2 separate regions of the Homo sapiens genome follow, and region 2 is linked to region 1. Evidence: read pairs that join two places in POLR2A ChIA-PET (ENCODE). Cell type or tissue: K562. All regions are shown on one strand. Each heading gives the region's core, and the rest is flanking DNA. Links, peaks and the distances in the headings are about the cores only.

Region 1 (13,048 bases), core at 6,084-8,583:
TGCACCCCAGCCTAGACAGCAGAGTGAGACTCTGCCTCAAAAAGAAAAAAAAAAAAGAAAAGAAAAGAAAAAGAAAAATTGCAAGTGTTGTCAGACGTGGAAATACAGAATCTTGCACTGCTGCAAGATTGGTTCCACCACTTTTGGAAAGCGATATGGCATTACTCGGACACATTAAACAGATTTATACCCAGTAGCCCAGCAGCAATTCCTCCCCTAAGTAACATAAAACAAATTATTTACAAGTTCACAAGGGGATTCAATGCAGGGTTATTTGTAGTAGCATGGAGTTGGAAGCAGCATGGGAGCTCATCAATGGAAGAGTGGACAGATGCATACCGCGGACTATTAGGCATCAATGTGAAGTAACAGATTAAATATTAACATCTGGCAACGTGGATGGAGCCAAAAAACAGTGCTTAGGTTAAACAAATATAAGTAATGAGACAAATATCTCAGTAGGTTTGAAGTACATTTAATAATGCATGCTCACGAAATAATAACTATGTTTAGAAAACACATAAATGGAAATATCCACATTAAGCACATTAGAAAATTGCCTATTGTAGTGAGAAAATGGGACTTGAAGGGTATAAATAAATAAATAAATAAATAAAACAAGAGGGCCTCACTGTCATGGTCTGATGATAGTATGCCATGAACTGAGGAGTATGACTAACTCAATCCTTTCAGGAACAAACAAAACTTTAAAACATAGCAAAAAAAAAAACATAAATCATAACACCACCTGAAAGATGGAATGAGGAAAAACTTGCAAAAAAGAAAACTGGCTGGGCGAGGTGGCTCACGCCTGTAATCCCAGCACTTTGGGAGGCCGGGGTTGGGGGGGGGGCGGATAATCTGAGGTCGGGAGTTCGAGACCACCCTGACCAACATGGAGAAACCCCGTCTCTACTAAAAATACAAAATTAGCCGGGAGTGGTGACGCATGCCTGTAATCCCAGCTACTTGGGAGGCTGAGGCAGGAGAATCTCTTGAACCAGGGACGCGGAGGTTGTGGTGAGCCGAGATCTTACCATTGCACTCCAGCCTGGGCAACAAGAGCGAAACTCCGTCTCCGACTCAAAAAATAAATAAATACATAAATACATAAATAAATAAAAAGAAAAGAAAACTGACCGCAAAATGGGCTCTTATTTTGAGCATGTACAAAACACAGGTAAGTCTGATGGTCTCGGTACATGCGATACTGTTAACAGTTGGAAGAGGGGAGAAACATTTCTGGAGGTGCTAACTGAAGTGCTTGAAATACTTTATGTTATTTAATCCTCATAACCACACTGAAGCATCGTTGCCCTAGTTAAGCCTCTTCAGCTAAGACTCTTCAGTTGCAAGAAACAGAAACCCATTTCAGACAGCTTTAAGCCAAACAACAACAACAAAAACATTTGTTATATGGGCGTAAGGTTATTTCACAGAACCCAAGAGTGAGAATGCAGCTGGGTCTTCAAGGCTGACCCAAACCAAGTGCTCCTTGAGGATCTAAATATATTTTTCATCTCCTAGATAAACCATATTTCTATATGTTAAACTGAATATTTCAGAGGAAGTCACTAATAATAGGTGTCTCGGGGGCTTCCGTGAAGGTTCAGGGCTCTGGACATTCCCACTCCACTCCTATCAGAACAGCTCTGTTTTTATTTGGTTAATACATCAGGATTCTGCCTAAGAGTTCATTGAGGAAATAGCACTACAGCACCTCCTCTGGCCAGATACTGTGCAAAGAATTACAAAATAAATCACAGACGAGTGGAGAAGATAGGAAAGTAAATACACTCTAAAACAATAAAGGAGTACAGTGACAGAAAAACGCACAGATTATTAAGGGAACTCAAAGAAAGTCTAGTAAGCCCAGAAAGGGGTAGGGCTTATGGGAGGTTTCACGGAGTGGATACCTGGAAAGGGGAGGTAAGGCAGCTCAAAGGACACTGTTGTTCAACGGAGGGAAGCGGATTCAACAATTATACAATTCGCTGAGTCGGGGCTTTCACTGCGAAAGAACTTGGCTTCGGATCCGTGATCAAGGCTGGGAGCTATGGAGGTGGATGTGATTGGCAAAGACCTCTGCTCAGGTCTGCGTCAAACCTTGCTTCGCTCCCATCCCATTCTGCGCCAATAGGGCGCAGTATCCCAACCATTCCACTCGGCTAGGAGGGGATCCTAAGCCTCAAGGTCCGCATCTCCCGCTGGAGGGACTGAGCAGCCGCACTGGTGTCCCAGAATAGATCGTGTTCCCCAGAGGTTGTCAGGTTCCCGCAATTCGGCGCGGGCGAGGCGGCCAAAGAGAGGGCGCTCATTGGCTGCCACAGCCCCGGTCCGAGAGGCCGAAGAAGGCTGATTCGTCACAGGCCGTCAGCGCGGGCCACGCCTATTTCCTCTCCAGGTTCTAATTAGGTCAGGGGCCCTACAGCCTCTTGGGTAGTTTGCAAGTGCGTCGCGGAGCCGGCCTCGGAAATATGGCGACAGCTTCAGCTTTCAGTGTGAGGGAGCCGAGGGCCCAGCCAAACCCTGCGGGAGGCAATTCCTGGGTACCCTTCCCATATTTTCGGTCTTTGGGCTGCGCCGTGGTAACCTCAGAGCCTGGTTGCGTGCTCACCAGCGACAAGTGTCTTTCATTGGGACATGAAAGGGGACTGGGAAGTGCCGTGCAGTTTCAGGGTGGTTTCTGGTTAATTACATTTTCATGGGTTTTCGCAGAGTCTGGGGGCAATTTGTGTCCTCCAGAGACCAGGGACCAGGGCCGAAGCTACGGCAGGGGAGACGCGGCCAGGGCCGTGGCTTCTAGTGCGAGCTCGGTTCGCGTCCGTTCCCGTCTGGCGCCCGGGCCTCCGGGAGCCCAGGGCCTTGAATGAGACAGTGCTCGTCCTTGAAAAAGCAGTTCTAGGTCACTCGGCCTGCTTTGCCAGCATTCCGGGCCCCAGCTCACCTTCCGCCATCCATGTTGACAACACCAGTTCTACGACGAAGCGGGCGATTCCTCTTGCCTGGAATTTCACTCGTCCCCGGTATCGAACCCCCGCCCCAATTTTCTACGTTACAACTCCAGCGTATTTTTAACGGCGCAGCCAGTATCACCTCCTTGGTATAAAGCCTGCGCTGTCCTGGACCTTCTTAGGAGTGCAGGCTTAGGAACAGGAGCTATGCTGTTCTATTATTTTTCTTTAGTTTAATTTTTTTTTTTTAGAGATGGGATCTCGCTGTGTCGCCCAGGCTAGAGTGCAGTGGCGGGATCATAGCTTACTGCAGGCTGGGGTCAAGCAATCCTCCCGCCTCAGCCTCCTGAGTGTATGGGATTATAGGCGCAGGCCTCTATGCCATTGTAAATGCTGTGGATTTTGAGTATTTGACCTCTATGAGCCTCAGTTTTTGCATCTCAACATTGAGATAATACTAGTACCTCATAAGGTTATGTGACGATTAAATGGAAAGCTCTTACAATATAAGTGCTTAATAAGTATGTTATCATATGTGCTTCCAAAGTACTTTGTGTAGGCCTTTTATAACGCTTGCCCTTTCTATTACCATTATTTGTTCTTGCCTGCCCTACTAGACTGAGATTCTCAAAAGCTGGAACTGTCTTGTTTATAATCTCAGCGTCTGTCAGTGCTGGGCAAATGTAAAGCTAAGAAATGATTTCTTAGAAAACTTTTTAAAAGCAGTCTTTCTTCTCCTTTCCCTTTCTTCCTTTCCTTCACTTTTTCCTCTTTGAGATAGGAATTTTCAAACCTAGAGAAGAAGCTGAGACCCTAGGGGGAAAGATTGGGACCTTTTTGTTGTTGTTCTCAGTGGTGACCAAAAGAGCCTTAACATTCACCTCAGCCTGACAACTTTAGACAGGTTTCTTCTGGATGTTAGGGCCCTGACCTCCCCTTTCTTTGAGTGTTTACTTTAGAAAACTTGTGATTGCAAAATTCTTCTCTGCTCCTTTGAAATGTGTATAAATCTCCTTAGAAGCTTATGCCAGTTTTACGACCTAGGGAATGTCTTTCTCAAGGACCTGTGAGCCATCCCTTTGAAATGTAATCATCAAGGAAGATAGCACCCCTATCTCTCAGTCTCTGTGGGAGGGTGGGAGCCTAACCTCCTGTGGGTGCCTTGTTTGGAATTGTAAAACTACAGCTTGTTTTGAAGATACAAGAAAGTGTCCTTTTCCTTTGCAGTTAGCAAACACAGATGTCATGTGATTTCCCGTACAGCAGCTCTTAAAAACTTCCCAGACCCTTGTTTGAGTAGTGTTGAGTTTAATCTCGTATTGCAATAGTCTTAAGGTCTTTCTTGCCTGTTTAACTTTGATGCAAATTTTGACAATGGAAATTTTAGGTTCTGCATTTATCGTTTCTTCCCAATTACAGTGGTTTCTCCTTTCTCCTTGTTAAGAAGAGCTTCTCACATCCTCTGATTTCTGGAGAAATCAATTTGGACTCAAAAGATTGGAGTTTTGTGGAGTGAAGCTACTGTTTTTGTTTTGTTTTGTTTTGTTTTGTTTTGCCTGAGATAGAGTCTCACTCTGTCACCCAGGCTGGAGTGCAGTGGTGTAATTATGGCTCACTGCAGCCTCTGCCTCCTGGGTTCAAGTGATCCTCCTGCCTCAGCCTCTCAAGTAGCTAGAATTACAAGCATGCGCTACCACGCCCAGCTAATTTTTGTATTTTTATTAGAGACGGGGTTTCACCATGTTGACCAAGCTGGTCTTGAGCTCCTGGCCTCAAGTAATCTGCCCACCTTGGCCTCCCACAGTGCTGGAATCACAGGTGTGAGCCACCACGTGCTGCCAGAAGCTACTGTTTTAAGTCATCATTGCAAAGGGTAGTGTGTGATGCGCAGGAGTGGAAAGGGCAGTACATCTATTTGAGAGCATCCCAAATGAGGTCCATTCATATTATGGAAGTGCACTGCGAAATAAAGAACAGGCCTACCCCCTTGTTTTATTATGAAGGGGTATGAGAAAAATGCAATTTTCAAAGAAAGAGAACTGCTGAGGATGTAGTACCTTCTCAAAGAAAGCTGTGTTTGGTTAAGGTGAGAAGCTAGAGGAAGCCACAGAGGGCAGGGTTACAAATTGAAAGACTTCTGCAATGGTAGAGGTAGTATGCAGAAGGGTTCCTTAAAATACAGGGATCCATGTAAGATGAGGAGGTAAGGTGGAGTAGGATTGAGGTGGAATGAAATGAAAGATGGAAGAGAAAAAGGAAGGCAGTAGGGGGAGAGGGGAGTTAATTTGGGGTATGGATAACAGGGAAGGAAATAGGTAACCTGAGAAGCTTGGTAGAGGCACTTGCCACTTGCATGGGAAGGGAAATATCATGCAGACGGTCCTGTTGCTAAAGGAAGCTAGAGGATTTAGGAGAAGGGGTTTGGCACACTGGCCTCTATCACCCATCCGTCCCCGACAACACACAACACAGACAAATTGAGTGCACTGTTGACATTTAGTATCATTCTCCCCCCATGACTGGTGGAAGCTAAGAAGATGAAGTTCAGGGTGCTGATCTTTTTTTTTTCTTTAACTGACTTTTCTTATGTGAGTACTTACCCCTAGTTCCCTCTTTCTTCCCTTCCCTTCCCTCCCTCCCTCCTTCCCTCCCTTCCTTCCTTCCTTCTTCTTCTTCATTTTTTTTTTTTTTAATGAGACAAGGTCTTGCTGCGTTGCTCAGGCTGGAGTGCAGCAGTGCTATCATTGCTCGTGCAGCCTTAACCTCCCAGGCTCAAGCAATCCTCCCACCTCAGCCTCCTCAGTAGCTGGGACTACAGGCATGTGCCACCACACCCAGTTCATTTTTTAAATTTTTTGTAGAGATGGGTCTCCCTATGTTGCCCAGGCAGGTCTCAAACTCCATCCTCAGCCTCCCAAAGTGCTGAGATTACAGTCATGAGCCACTGCGCCCAGCCCTTTTTTTCTTGCTTCTTTACCTACTTTTCACAGGAATTGGGTAGATGAGGGTAGACCCAGGAAGTGAGAGTGGAATTTGAGAAAGAAAAACAGTAAAATGAAGAGCTGAAAAATAAAAGAGTTTATTTCTAAATGTATGTACGAAACTCAGGTTGGGGGACTAGCATGTAAAGGTATATACAAATAAAATGGAGTTAAGTGCACTTATTTATTGAATCCTGTTGTGAGAACTTAAGAGGAAAAGAAACTGAGGAAAAAAACTAAGGAAAATCCGAAATTCTCCCGAGGAAGGTCCAAGAAAAAACAATGTGGAAGTGAAGTCAGAGAGATAACATCAGGACATTGGACATCAGGAGGAACTTTCAGGTCTGATTCTAGTGCCAAGGAAGCCATGAACGCTCTTTCCTGGAGCCTTTCAGCATAGGAGAGTTACTCATCTGCCAGGGCTGGGGATGGGGTAACTCTCCCATTCCCCAGGTGAAGGAGCTTTCCTTTCAGGGCCTTCCTGCTAGACAGACTGTGGCTGGGCCAGCCTGGTTCTTCCAAGTGCCCTCACCATGGCCTCCTTAATTTCCTTGTTGCGGAAACTATAAATGATGGGGTTGCACATGGGGGTAATGATGGTGTACAGGAGGGAGAAAGGTTTGTCTTTGTCAGGCCCATGTGTGCTGTGGGGGTTCATGTAAGAGAACATAGCTGAAGTGTAGAGAAAGATGACCACAGTCAGGTGAGAGGCACAAGTAGAGAAAGTCTTCCCCCGACCTGAGGAGGAGGCTTTGCTGAGGATGGTGGCCAGGATGTGCACATAGGAAGTGACAGTGAGCACCATGGGGCTGAGAATTACCACGATGGCATCGGCAAAGATTGCCCACAGACTAAACTGAGGGTCCCCACAAGAGAGGCCAATCACTATGGGGGCCTCACAGAAGAAGCTTTCTATGTGGTTGTCTCTGCGGAAGGGCTCTCGGAATGAAATATACTCGAGAAAGATGCCATTGATCAGCCCAAAGAACCAGGCAGTTCCCACAAGCCTGACACAGACCTTCTGGCTTATGATCGGGACATAGTTAAGTGGGTAGCAGATAGCAACATAACGGTCATAGGCCATGAAAGCCAAGAGGATGCACTCGGCCACACCAACACAGAAGACAAAGTACATCTGGGTCATGCAACATACAAAGGAGACAATGTGGTCCCTGACCACGAGGTGGATCAACATCTGTGGGATGGTAGTGGTGATGAAGCAGACATCCAGGAGAGACAGATGGCCGAGGAAGAAGTACATGGGGCTGTTGAGCTTGGGGTCTGTCCAGGAGGTGATAAAGATGATGAGGCCATTCATGGCCATGGTGAGGCTGTAGAGGGCCAAGAAGAGGGCAAAGAGCAATGCTCGTGTGGAAGTGGAGCTCTGCTGAAAGCCCACGAGGATAAATTCCGTCACTATGCTGCCATTCCTTAGCATCTGGGGCCTGTTTGAGGAGGAAAGATGATGGGAAAAGCACAAGGGTATAGCTGTGGGGTAATAGAAGGTACCCACTTGGTCCCAGAAGCCCAATTATAAAACAGGATGGATGAATGGTGGTCAACCTTTTGGAACTTAGTAAACTAGTAATTTGGCAGTGTTACGGGGTGGTGAAAATGCCAGGGTCATCACAGGCTGCATACATAGAATCATAATATCAACAGATGAAGAAAGTGCTGGTTGTAATGTTCTTTACTCTGGTTTCATCAGGCATCAAGTGAAGTATTGCATCTGCTCCAGAGCCCTCAATATTGAAGGATTAGCCATTAACCAGGATGTATTCAGAGGTGAAAAAATAAGATAATTGGGTCTGGGACCATGCCAACTGAGGAAAAGTTTTAGGAATTGAAGAATGGAGTGTGTGAGGGAAAGGGCTGGTGGCTATCAGGTTATAGAAGATTGTATTTAGGAAGCACTTGAGATATTTGAAGGTGTATTTTTCTAGAAGCAAAAATGCTCAACCTCTGTGTACCTAATTTAAAATGATGAATGGGTTGAAGTTTCAGGGAAAATAAAAACATTCTAATCCTCACAATTGTCCCTCAGCTAACAGTGATTTGCACCTTTTTGGAGACAGTCATGTCAAGCTCTTCCCAGTCACCCACCTCTTCCCAGACTCACTCGCCCAGCAGTTGCTGCTGCTACCGCAGCCACCCATGCTGTGCATGCTGGAGCTGAGGGCTGGGTGGGGGCTCATGCATGCCTTCCTAATAGGAGATGGTTTTCCTCCTGGGGCTGGAATTTACGGTTACACACAATTGGGTGGAAAGGATCCAACCATCCCTGTGTGAAAAGGGAAGCTATGAGCAGGGCATATATCTAACCTTTCTAGAATGGACCTTCAGAGAACTTTCAACTGTCTCTTTGTCTCTGGCAACAAATCTTGTTCTTTTTCCATTTTCAAAGAATGAGCGGTCACAATTCTTATGCTCTTATCTCTCTATTGTAACTTTTAGGAAGTTGTTATGTTCATATTAAGTCTGTCTTATACTTTTCATGTTGTTTTGGAGCTAAGATGTATCAGATCCCTTCCACCTTCAGATGCTTATACTTTTTTTTTTTTTTTTAAGAATTTATAGAGACAGGTACTCACTATGTCACCTGTGCTGGTCTTGAACTTCTGGCTTTAAGTGATTCTCCTGCCTTGGCCTCCCAAAGTGCTGGGATTACAGATGTGAGCTACTGCACCCATCCTCATCTTCAGATGCTTATAGATGATAAGTATATTCCTGCTTAACTTTCAGTTCTGCCAACCATTTCTCTTTATTTTCTCCTCTCCTACTCTCTTTTCTACACACTCTCACACTACCCTCTGTTAGTCTTTTTTCGTTTTTCAGTCTACTTCCAATCCTCATTCTTCTCCCTCTCCTTTTCTCATTTGTGGTGTTGGTTGCCTGCCGTTTATCTTACTCTGGTCAAACTCCCCTGTCTTCTCCATGTCTCTCAATCTCACATATTCTCTATCTGGATTTAGAGCTACCTACCCTTTCACTGCCACTCCTTGCAGCTCTAGATTCCCTCTAGGTATGATTTGATGTTAGGTCAAGGTAGCGTCTGGGCAGTAGGCTATTCCCATCATCTTTACTTTGGGATACTTTTCTTGTGCCTAGGACTTCTCTTGGGGGCCCAGAAAGGGAAGGGAAGGGCAGAGAGCACTGTTTAAGATGTTTCTTGGAAGACTGTGCTCAATGGACATGTTGGGGCTTAGGTCACAGTCTGGGGAAAACAAGTCAGTGAGCTACCTCCAGAAAAGCCTGGGATTTGTCTAAGAATAAACTGAGGTTAGACCTGAGGAATTACTTGGTCCTACTGGAGGATAAATGCTTACCTGTGGTTTATTGTGCCAGAAAGAATTCTGTGATACCCAGCATTTAGTGCCTTGCTAGCTACCATTAGAGGTTACTAGGTGAAGGATTTGTCTAAATAAATGGGACAATTTCATGGAAATCACATCCTACCTCATTCTGTTGCTTGGCTGATAATGATGTTTGTCACTGAATCAAGTAACAAGTAACAGAAAACATCTCATAGTGTTTGAAGAGAAGCTGGTCCAAGTAGGATCATCTGACCTGGCAGGCCACTCTGGAAGAGAAGGTGTGTCTGATGACTTTGTTCTTTGACATCTATACTATTAGAGATGAATGTCTACTTAAATGACATTGATAAGTTTCATGTGTATACACTTAATAGTAGAGGTGTGAAAACTTACATGCCCCTCGAAGAAGTGAAAGATGTGCCACCCCCAAATATACCAGACTGGTACATTATTATTATTATTTTGAGATGCAGTCTCGCCCCGTCGCCCAGGCTGGAGTACAATGGCACGATCTCAGCTCAAAGCAACCTCCGCCTCCCGGGTTCAAGCAATTCTCCTGCCTCAGCCTGCTGAGTAGCTGGGATTACAGGCGCGCACCACCACGCCTGGCTAATATTTTTGAATCTTTAGTAGAGATGGGGTTTCACCCTTTTGGCCAGGCTTGTCTCGAACTCCTGACCTCATGATCCACCTGCCTTGGCCTCCCAAATATTGATTATTTTGTGTTAAAAACACTGAAGGCCGGGCGCGGTGGCTCATGCCTGTAATCCCAGCAGTTTGGGAGGCCAAGGCGGGCAGATCACCTGACTGTAAGGTCATAAACAAGCTTAGGTAACCATTATTTAAGATTTAAGATTTTATTTAAGATTATATTAAGGGTGGTACAGTAAAGCTGGAAAAGAAAAAATGGTATAAGAAGTAGAAATGAAAAACAAAACTCTATTTACAGATGATATGATTGTCTTCATAAAAACTAAAAGGATGCACAAATAATTTATTAAAATTAATAGAATTTAACAAGTTTACTGGATACAAAATCAATATGCAAAAATCTAATTGCAATTCTGTTACCAGCAAACAAATTAGAAAATGTAATTTTAAGATACCATTTTAAATACTATGCAAAGTATATAAAAAATGAAAACCATATGATCATCTCAATAGATGCAGAAAAACTTTTGATAAAATCCAATATCTCTTCATCATAAAAACTCTCAGTAAACTAGGCATCAAAGGAACATATCTCAAAATAATAAGAGCCATCTATGACAAACCAACAGCCAACATCGTACTGATTGGGCAAAAGCTGGAAGCATTCCCCATGAGAACTGGAACAAGACAAGGATGCCCCTCTCATCACTCTTATTCAACAGAACTGGAAGTGCTAGCCAGAGCAATCAGACAAGAGAAAGAAATGAAAGGTATCCAAATTAAAAAAGAAGAAGTCAAACTATCATTCTTCACAAATGATATGATTCTATACCTAGAAAACCCTAAAGACTCACTGAAAGGCTCCTAGACTGATAAGCAACTTCAGCAAAGTTTCAGGATACAAAATCAATGCACAAAACTCAGTAACACCTCTCCACACCATAACATTCTAGCTGAAAGCCAAATCAAGAATGCAATCCCATTTACAATAGCTGCAAAAAAAAAATAAAATACCTAGGAATGCACCTAACCAAGGAGGTGAAATATCTCTACAGGAAGAACTACAAAACACCACTGAAAGAAATCGTGGATGACACAAACAAATGGAAAAACATTCCATCCTCATGGATTGGAAGAATCAATATCATTAAAATGGCCATACTGGCCAAAGCAATCTATAGATTCAATGCTATTCCTATCAAACTACCAATGTCATTTTTTGTAGAACTAGAAAAAAACTATTGTAAAATTCATATGGAGCAACAATAACAAAAAAGCCCAAGTAGCCAAAGCAATCCTAAGTAAAAAGAACAAAGCCAAAGGCATCATACTACCCAACTTCCAACTATACTACAAGGCTACAGTAATCAAAACAGCATGGTACTGGTACAAAAACAGACACATAGACCAATGGAACAAAATAGAGAACCCAGAAATAAAGTTGCACACCTGCAGCCATCTGATCTTTGACAAAGTTGACAAAAATAAGCAATGGGGAAAGGACTACCTATTCAATATATAAAGCTGGGATAACTGGCTAGCCATATGCAGAAGAATAAAACTGGACCCCTACCTTTTACCATACACAAAAAGTAACTCAAGATAGATTACAGATTTAAATATAAGACTTCAAACTATAAGAACCCTAGAAGAAAATCTAGGAAACACCATCCTAAACATTGACCTTGGGAAGGAACTTATGACTAATTCCTCAAAAGCAATTGCAACAAAAACAAAAATTAACCGGTGGGACCTAATTAAACTAAAGAGCTTCTGTATAGCAAAAGAAACTATCAACAGAGTGAACAGACAACCTCCACAATGGGAGAAAATATTCACAAACTATGCATCCAACAAAGGTCTAATATCCAGAATCTAAAAGGAACTTAAGCAATCCAATTAAAAAAAAAAGTCATTAAAAAGTGGGCAAAATACATGAATAGACATTTCTTTTTTTTTTTTTTTTTTGAGACGGGGTCTCGCTCTGTCTCCCAGGCTGCAGTGCACGATCTCGGCTCACTGCAAGCTCCGCCTCCTGGTTCCTGCCATTCTCCTGCCTCAGCCTCCCGAGTAGCTGGGACTATAGGTGCCTGCCACCACACTGGGCTAATTTTTTTGCATTTTTAGTAGAGAGGGGGTTTCACCGTGTTAGCCAGGATGGTCTCGATCTCCTGACCTCGTGATCCGCCCACCTCGGCCTCCCAAAGTGCTGGGATTACAGGCGTGAGCCACCATGCCCAGCCTAGACACTTCTTAAAAGAACACATACAAGCAGCCAACAAATATTTTAAAATGTTCCACATCACTAATCATCAGAAAATGCAAATCAAAATGATAATGAGACATCATCTCACACCAGTCACTATGGCTATTATTAAAAAGTCATGAAATAACAGATGCTGTTGAGGTTGTGGAGATACCTCAACAATTGTTGGTGGGAATGTAAATTAGTTCAGCCACTGTGGAAAGCAGTTTGGAGATTTTTTAAAGAACTTAAAACGGAACTACCATTCGACCAAGTGATCCCATTACTGGGTATATATCCAAAAGAAAATAAATCATTCTACTGAAAAGACACATGCACTCATGTGTTCACTGCAGCACTATTCACGATAGCAAAGACATGGAATCAACCTATGTGCCCATCAACGGTGGACTGGATAAAGAAAATGTGGTATATATACACCGTGGAATACTATGCAGATATAAAAGAGAACAGAGTTATGTCCTTTGCAGCAACATGACACAGCTAGGGTCCATTATTCTAAGTTAATTAATGCAGGAACAGAAAACCAAATACTGCATGTTCTTACTTATAAGTGGGAGCTAAACATTGGGTATTTATGTACATAAAGATGGCAACAATAGAAACTGGGGACTACTAGATGGGGGAGGGAGGGAGGGGGGCAAGGGTTGAAAAACCACTGGGTACTATGCTCAATACCTAGGTGATGGGATCAGTCATACCCCAAACCTCAGCACCATGCAATATACCCAGGTAACAAACCTACACCTGTACACCATAAATCTAAAATAAAAGTTGAAACAAAAATAAATAAATAATACTGTGCAAACTATGAAGTACCTAAGAATAATTCCAATGTAAAGGGCAATTCTTCATCCCCATCAAGCTACCAATGACTTTCTT
Region 2 (6,098 bases), core at 2,231-4,730, 350 kb before region 1:
CCAGTCCTTCTCAGTAGTAAATTCAGCCAACTCTGTCTCTAGGATGTCTCTCAAGCCCGTGATCTTATTCCCACTCCTACCAGGAGTGCCCTGGTTCAGAGCTCCAGCGTCTTTTCCAATAGCCTCTTACAGGAATCCCAGACTTGTGTCTCTCCAGTCTCTCATTCATCTTTCTTACCACTGCTGCAGGTCAATGTCCTCTTGCACTCAGAAATCTTCACTGACTCTCAAACACCCTAGGATCAGGCCCACACTCCCTAACTTGGCTCCAACCTCTCATTCCAACTCCCTTTCCCATGGTAAACTCCACCAACCTTCCATTCTAGCAGCATCATGCCACTCCACATTCAGATGCTGTGTGTTCTCACTGTGCCTTTTTTTTTTCTTGTGACAGGATCTCACTCTGTTGCTGAGGCTGGAGTGCAGTGTTATGATCATAGCATGCTACAGCCTCAAACTCCTGGGCTCAAGTGAGTCTCCCACCTCAGCCTTCCGAATAGCTAAGACTACAAGCATGCGCCACCATGCTCAGCTAATTTCTTTTATTAGTATTTTTAGAGACAGTGTCCTGTTCTGTCACACAAGCTGGAGTGCAACAGAATGATTATGGCTTACTGCAGCCTCAAACTCCTGGGCTCAAGCAGTCCTCCTGCCTCAGCCTCCTAAGTAGCTGGGACTACAGGTGCACACCATCACGCCTAGCTAATTTTTTTTGAGACGGAGTCTCACTTTGTCGCCCAGGCTGGAGTGCAGTGGCGCGATCTCGGCTCACTGCAAGCTTCGCCTCCCAGGTTCACGCCATTCTCCTGCCTCAGCCTCCCGAGTAGCTGGGACTACAGGTGCCCGCCACCATGGCCAGCTAATTTTTTTTTGTATTTTTAGTAGAGACGAGGTTTCACAGTGTTAGCCAGGATGGTCTCGATCTCCTGACCTTGTGATCTGCCTGCCTAGGCTTCCCAAAGTGCTGGGATTACAGGTGTACGCCTAGCTAATTTTTAAATTTTTTTTGTAGGGATGGTGTCTCACTATGTGGCCCAGGCTGGTCTCAAATTCCTGGCCTCAAGTGATCCTCTCATCTTGGCCTCTCAAAGAACCAGGGTTACAGGTGTGAGCCACTGCACCCAGCCATCACCACGCCTTTCAGCATACTACAGCTCCAGCCAGGAATACCCTTCTAATTCTCCATTTTGTTTTTCTGGTCCTGAATCCACTGTGTTTTCCACTGGAGCCCCGCACCTTCTGACTCTTTAGCACAGTTAGGGCCATGTCATTGTGATGCCTTGAACATTGCTGGTGCTCTTATTTTGCCCGTCTCCTCCAGTTCTGCTCTTTACATGCTTGTTTTCTACTCCTTTTTTTTTTTTTTTTTTTTTTTTTTTTTGAGACAGAGTCTTGCTCTGTTGCCCAGGCTGGAGTGCAGTGGTGAGATCTTGGCTCACTGCAACCTCCACCTCCCAGGTTCAAGCAATTCTCCTACCTCAGCCTCCTGAGTAGCTGGGATTAGAGGCACCTGCCACCACACTCAGCTAATTTTTGTATTTTTAGTAGAGACGGGGTTTCGCCATGTTGGCCAGGCTGGTCTCGAACTCCTGACCTCAGATAATCTGCCTGCCTCAGCCTCCCAAGGAGCTGGGATTACGGCGTGAGCCACTGCACCCGGCCACTTGTTTTCTACTCTTGTTTGTAAGTTACTTGGGGGCCAGCACCTCCTCTTAATCACCTTACTGTTGCCCACACACTGACCATTGAGCCGTCAGCACAAGATGATCAATAGAGATGCGTTGATGATTTGAGAGGCCAATGACTAGTTCCACTATTCTGAGTCAGGAATGGGCTTGTCTGAACAATGGCGAGGAAAAGGCAGGGCTCACAAATCAGCTTGCTTCTGGCTTTTACTCCCTTTCTCTTCCTGACTGTCTACTTCCTCCTGGATATCCTGCAGATAGGCTGTCACCCCGTCAATGGCTGCATGTTTATATATAAAGATGGGAAGCTGATATTAACTGATGAGAGTGTTGTATCAATGGGTGATAGATGGTGGGAAATGAGAAGGCTTGCATGATCAGGATGGCCAGCAAAGGATCTGTATTGAAAAAAAATCACAACGTGCTAGAGTTGGAGGGCCCCTCTTAGGAACTCTTAGAGATGGCTCCTACATAACCTCTGCAGGACTCTCCTAGGGTCAGGGAGCTCAGGGCCTCTGGACACAGCCATGGGGTTGTTAGCGCCGAGATTAATGACCTCTTCTATTGAGCTACAATCCACGTGATAGTACACTCATTTGTGGTTTACAGTTTTGTGCTCAATAAACCCAGAACCAGACTTCTCCACTAGCCATGGGACTTCCTTTGAACCATAACTAATGGAGTTTTTTAAAAAGGAAAACTGCCGTGTCCTCCTTCAGATAGTCTAATGACACAATGTCTAACATCTCACCATCCTTGTCACTTTTCTCTAGATGCTCAATCCACATTTAAAACACAAAAATGAACACCATCCCCATTTTTGTTTTGACTCATTATACAAGTAAAACATACTCATTATCAAATCTTTGGAAAATACATAAAAATGTAAAAACAAATTAAATTTGCTCATAACCACACTTCACATTTTGGCGTATTTTCTTCCTATCTTTTTTTCTTATTTATTTATTTTAATTTTTTTTTTGAGACAGTCTTGCTCTGTCACCCAGGCTGGAGTGCAGTGGTGCAATCTCGGCTCACTGAAACCTCTGCCTCCCGGGTTCAGGCAATTCTCCTGTCTCAGCCTGCGGAGAAGCTGGGACTACAGGCATGTGCCACCACACCTGGCTAATTTTTCTATTTTTAGTAGATATGGGGTTTCACCATGTTGGCCAGGCTGCTCTTGAATCCTGACCTCAAGTGAGTCCTGCCCACCTTGGCCTCCCAAAGTTCTGGGATTATAGGTGTGAGCCACCGTGCCTGGCACCTTCCTGTCTTTTTTCTATGCAAATATATATATACCCACAAATATACATAGAGAGAGGGAGTATACATTTAACATACTGGAGCTTATACTAATTCTTTATCCTACTTCCTATATCACTCAAAATTATTTAGCCCAGTTCTTAGAGGGTTGCATGATGTTACATCATAACAGTATACTCTAAGTTATTGAGCCAGTCTTCCATTTATCTATTTTTGAACATTTTGATTGCTTCCAATTTTTGCTATCATAGGTAATTCTGGGAGGAATAACTTTATACATAGCCTTTTGTTCAGTGCCCCACTCAAACAGATGGCCAGCAGTGAACACATCTTCCATGGATGCAGGCCAGAGAGGTTTTAGTGGGATCACTGCTTTTGTGATCCAGACATCCTGCTGCTAGGAACACAAACCCAAAACGACCCCAAATGACTGCCCACAGCCTGGAAATACAGGGCCTTTCTAAATACAGCTCACAGCCAGGACCAGGGATGGTGGCGTGGTGGGAGTAGAGGTGGAGTTACAGGGGAAGCCATAAGAGAGCTTGTTCCACGATGATAGGCACCAGCACAGCTCCGTTCCCCCTCCCTCACCTGTGTGACATTTACACCCTCCTCTGTCTTCACGCCTGCAGCCGCTTCTGGGCACCCGAGATGTGACTGGAATTGTGTTGCTGTTTCGTCTTTCCCACCCCCACAGGCAGAGCCCGGCCCCTCCCCTCCCCTCCCGCATTCCCACGGTACCTCCAGCAGGCTTGTAGCAGGGCTCTTATCTCCTTGCAGCAATTGTTTACATGTCTATCTCTTTCATCAGACACCAAATCCCTGGATGCCAGGGACTGTCTTCTCAACAACTTTTGTCCCTCACAGTTTATGTAAGAAAGCTATTTGTTGGATGGATGAAGAAATGAATGTGGAGAAAGGGCACAGCACGAAGGAAGCATGATAACCCCCAGGGCTCTTCCCTAGGTATGGAAATGGCAATGAAGGTGAAGGCATTTAGCAGAAGAGGGCAGGGCTGCAGCTTATGTGGCCTGGTCTCTTGTGTACTTTACTTGTCAGTGAAGCCTGGGGGTCCCAAGTCCTCAGATCTAAGGCTGCTCTTGGCCATTTAGATGCTGCTGCTGATGCCACCTCCTCCATGCATTTCATTTGCAGTGCCAGCAGGGAGGGAGATTTGTGGGGTGAGACTGAGAGGCTAAGGGAGGAGAGATGGGAGGAGAGAGCAGGCCAAGGCCACACTGTAGCACAGTTCACACCAAGAACAGCCCATCCAGCCCTGCCCCACGTTGGTCTCATGCCCCCACTGGAGACTCATCCTGTGCCCCCACACACCCACACAGAAGTCTCATCCTGCCTTCCCCACACCCTCCGCCCCTGCCTGCAGGCAGCAAGATCAAAGCCACCAGGGATGCAGCCACTGTTCTTCTATGTCTTGGAACAATAGAACCCCTAAGTGTGGAAAGCAGCAGAACCAGAGAGCTACTGGGCTGGCCCACCCTGGGCCCAGTTGGAGCCTAGGTTTGGGCTCCAGTCCAGGCTCAGCATCACCTCTGTCCAGTCACAGAGAGCGTCCATACCAGTGTCCCTGCAAGCTCTCTTAGCAAGGCCTGCTCCATTTTCATTGGCATACCTTCTGCTCTGGGACTTCTCAAGTCATACTGAAGACAGAGAAGCCAACCCTAGCATGTTCAGGATCAGTTTAACCCATTTTGCATCAATGGCTGGGCAGCTCCTGTACCTGCCATATGTACCTCACTTTAGCCATGAGTTGCAAGGACAGACTAGGGGACAGAGGAGAACATGATGAAAGGAAGAGGGCAGACTTCAACTTAACCTCGGGAAGAGAAACTGAGAGTAGTGCTATTTGTGTCAGGGTACATGTGGGAGGGCAATGGATAGGGGCCTTGAGCATGGGAGAAATTGGAGGCTGGGGTTCCTTAGTGAAGGGGGCAGCATTGGAGTAATCCGATTTAATGAGTAACTTTCTTTTTAGGGCAGCTTTCCCGTGTATGCAATCTCAGCCACCATTGGAATCACTGAACCTGGAATCACTGTATCTGGAAAGGGCCGTGGGGGCCCTCTGTCCTACTCCCCACTAGAGCAGGGAAGGATGAAGCCTGTGTAGACAAGGACTGCTGCCTGACATGAGGATGGAAGCCGAGTGCTTCTGTGTTTTTTCCCTAGCTGTTTACACAAAACAAGACTTTGGAATATGTGGAGTTTGCAAACAGTAACGTGAAGCGTGGAGGAGGGAGTTGGAACTTGTGCTCTACGGAATGTGTTGTCAGTTCCAAAGAAAGCCTCTGAGGGTAAACCCTGGGCTCAGAGCAATGCCGGGCTCACACAAGATCTGTCGCTTGCTCCTGCTTGCCTGCCTGCCAGAGGGGCCCTCGCTCCTATCACTACAACCAAAATGTGCAATGCAGTAGGAGTGTCTCAGCACTGTCTGCCAGTTTTCTCTTCTTCACCATTTTCACATTAATTCCAGGGGAAGAGCATCGAAAAATTTCTGTTATTTGGGTTGGTGAGAGGCATAAAATAACACAGAGCCAGTTTTCTCAGGGCAGAAACAAACTGGAAAGTTCTGGGTTTAGCTCTGTGAATGACCATCATCTCACTGGCAAGGCATTAATTTCGGCAATAACTCATGGCTTTTCTACACAGCTAAGAGGGCCATACACCAATATATGGCACCTCATAATCTGTTTCCATCCAGAGCCGGCAATGTTAACTCATTTTCCAGCTCCCCATATTCCAGCACTGAATCTGAGCATTAGTATCTAGGAAGCATTTTGCCCCTTCTGCCGTAAATACAGCTATTGCTGCTACTTGAAAGACAATAACATTGCTTGAGATTGATTTACTTCTCTTTCTCAACCATATTGTTTATGTATTTTATGGCAATATACCAAATGAACTTTGGGGAAGAATGAAGATACAAATATACATAAATATAGCCATTTCCCAACACATCTATTAAATGTGTCAATACTCTATTGTTTTAAGAATATTGGCCGGCAGTGGCTCATGCCTGTAATCCCAGCACTTTGGGAGGCCGAGACAGGCGGATCACGAGGTCAGGAGATCAAGACCATCCTGGCTAACACGGTGAAACCCTGTCTCTACTAAAAATACAAAAAAATTAGCCGG

What was found. ChIA-PET counts read pairs that join two places held together with the same protein. Peaks named below come from ENCODE experiments on the same cell type or tissue, not always from the same donor. Only the 100,000 strongest peaks of a DNase experiment are listed, where the experiment ranks them.
Region 2: POLR2A ChIA-PET joins it to region 1 with 5 read pairs; 2 of 35 experiments call an interaction of 5 or more read pairs at or near these places.

The regions. Positions count from the first base shown.
Region 1 is chr12:48,195,920-48,208,967 of GRCh38, forward strand. It overlaps OR10AD1 (olfactory receptor family 10 subfamily AD member 1), which reads right to left and starts at 7,373. Exons shown (of 1, transcript NM_001004134.1): 1 at 6,420-7,373. The coding sequence starts at 7,373. The coding sequence ends at 6,420. LOC102725258 (a long non-coding RNA gene) reads left to right here and starts at 2,442. Exons shown (of 3, transcript XR_001749122.3): 1 at 2,442-2,501. In K562, for the core only: no CTCF peak of the experiment used is centred there; no DNase peak of the experiment used is centred there.
Region 2 is chr12:47,847,204-47,853,301 of GRCh38, forward strand. The region is part of intron 7 of VDR (vitamin D receptor); the gene reads right to left. Among named protein-coding and RNA genes, the nearest start is that of LINC02354, 21 kb to the left of the region's middle. In K562, for the core only: no CTCF peak of the experiment used is centred there; a DNase peak (open chromatin) is centred at 3,668.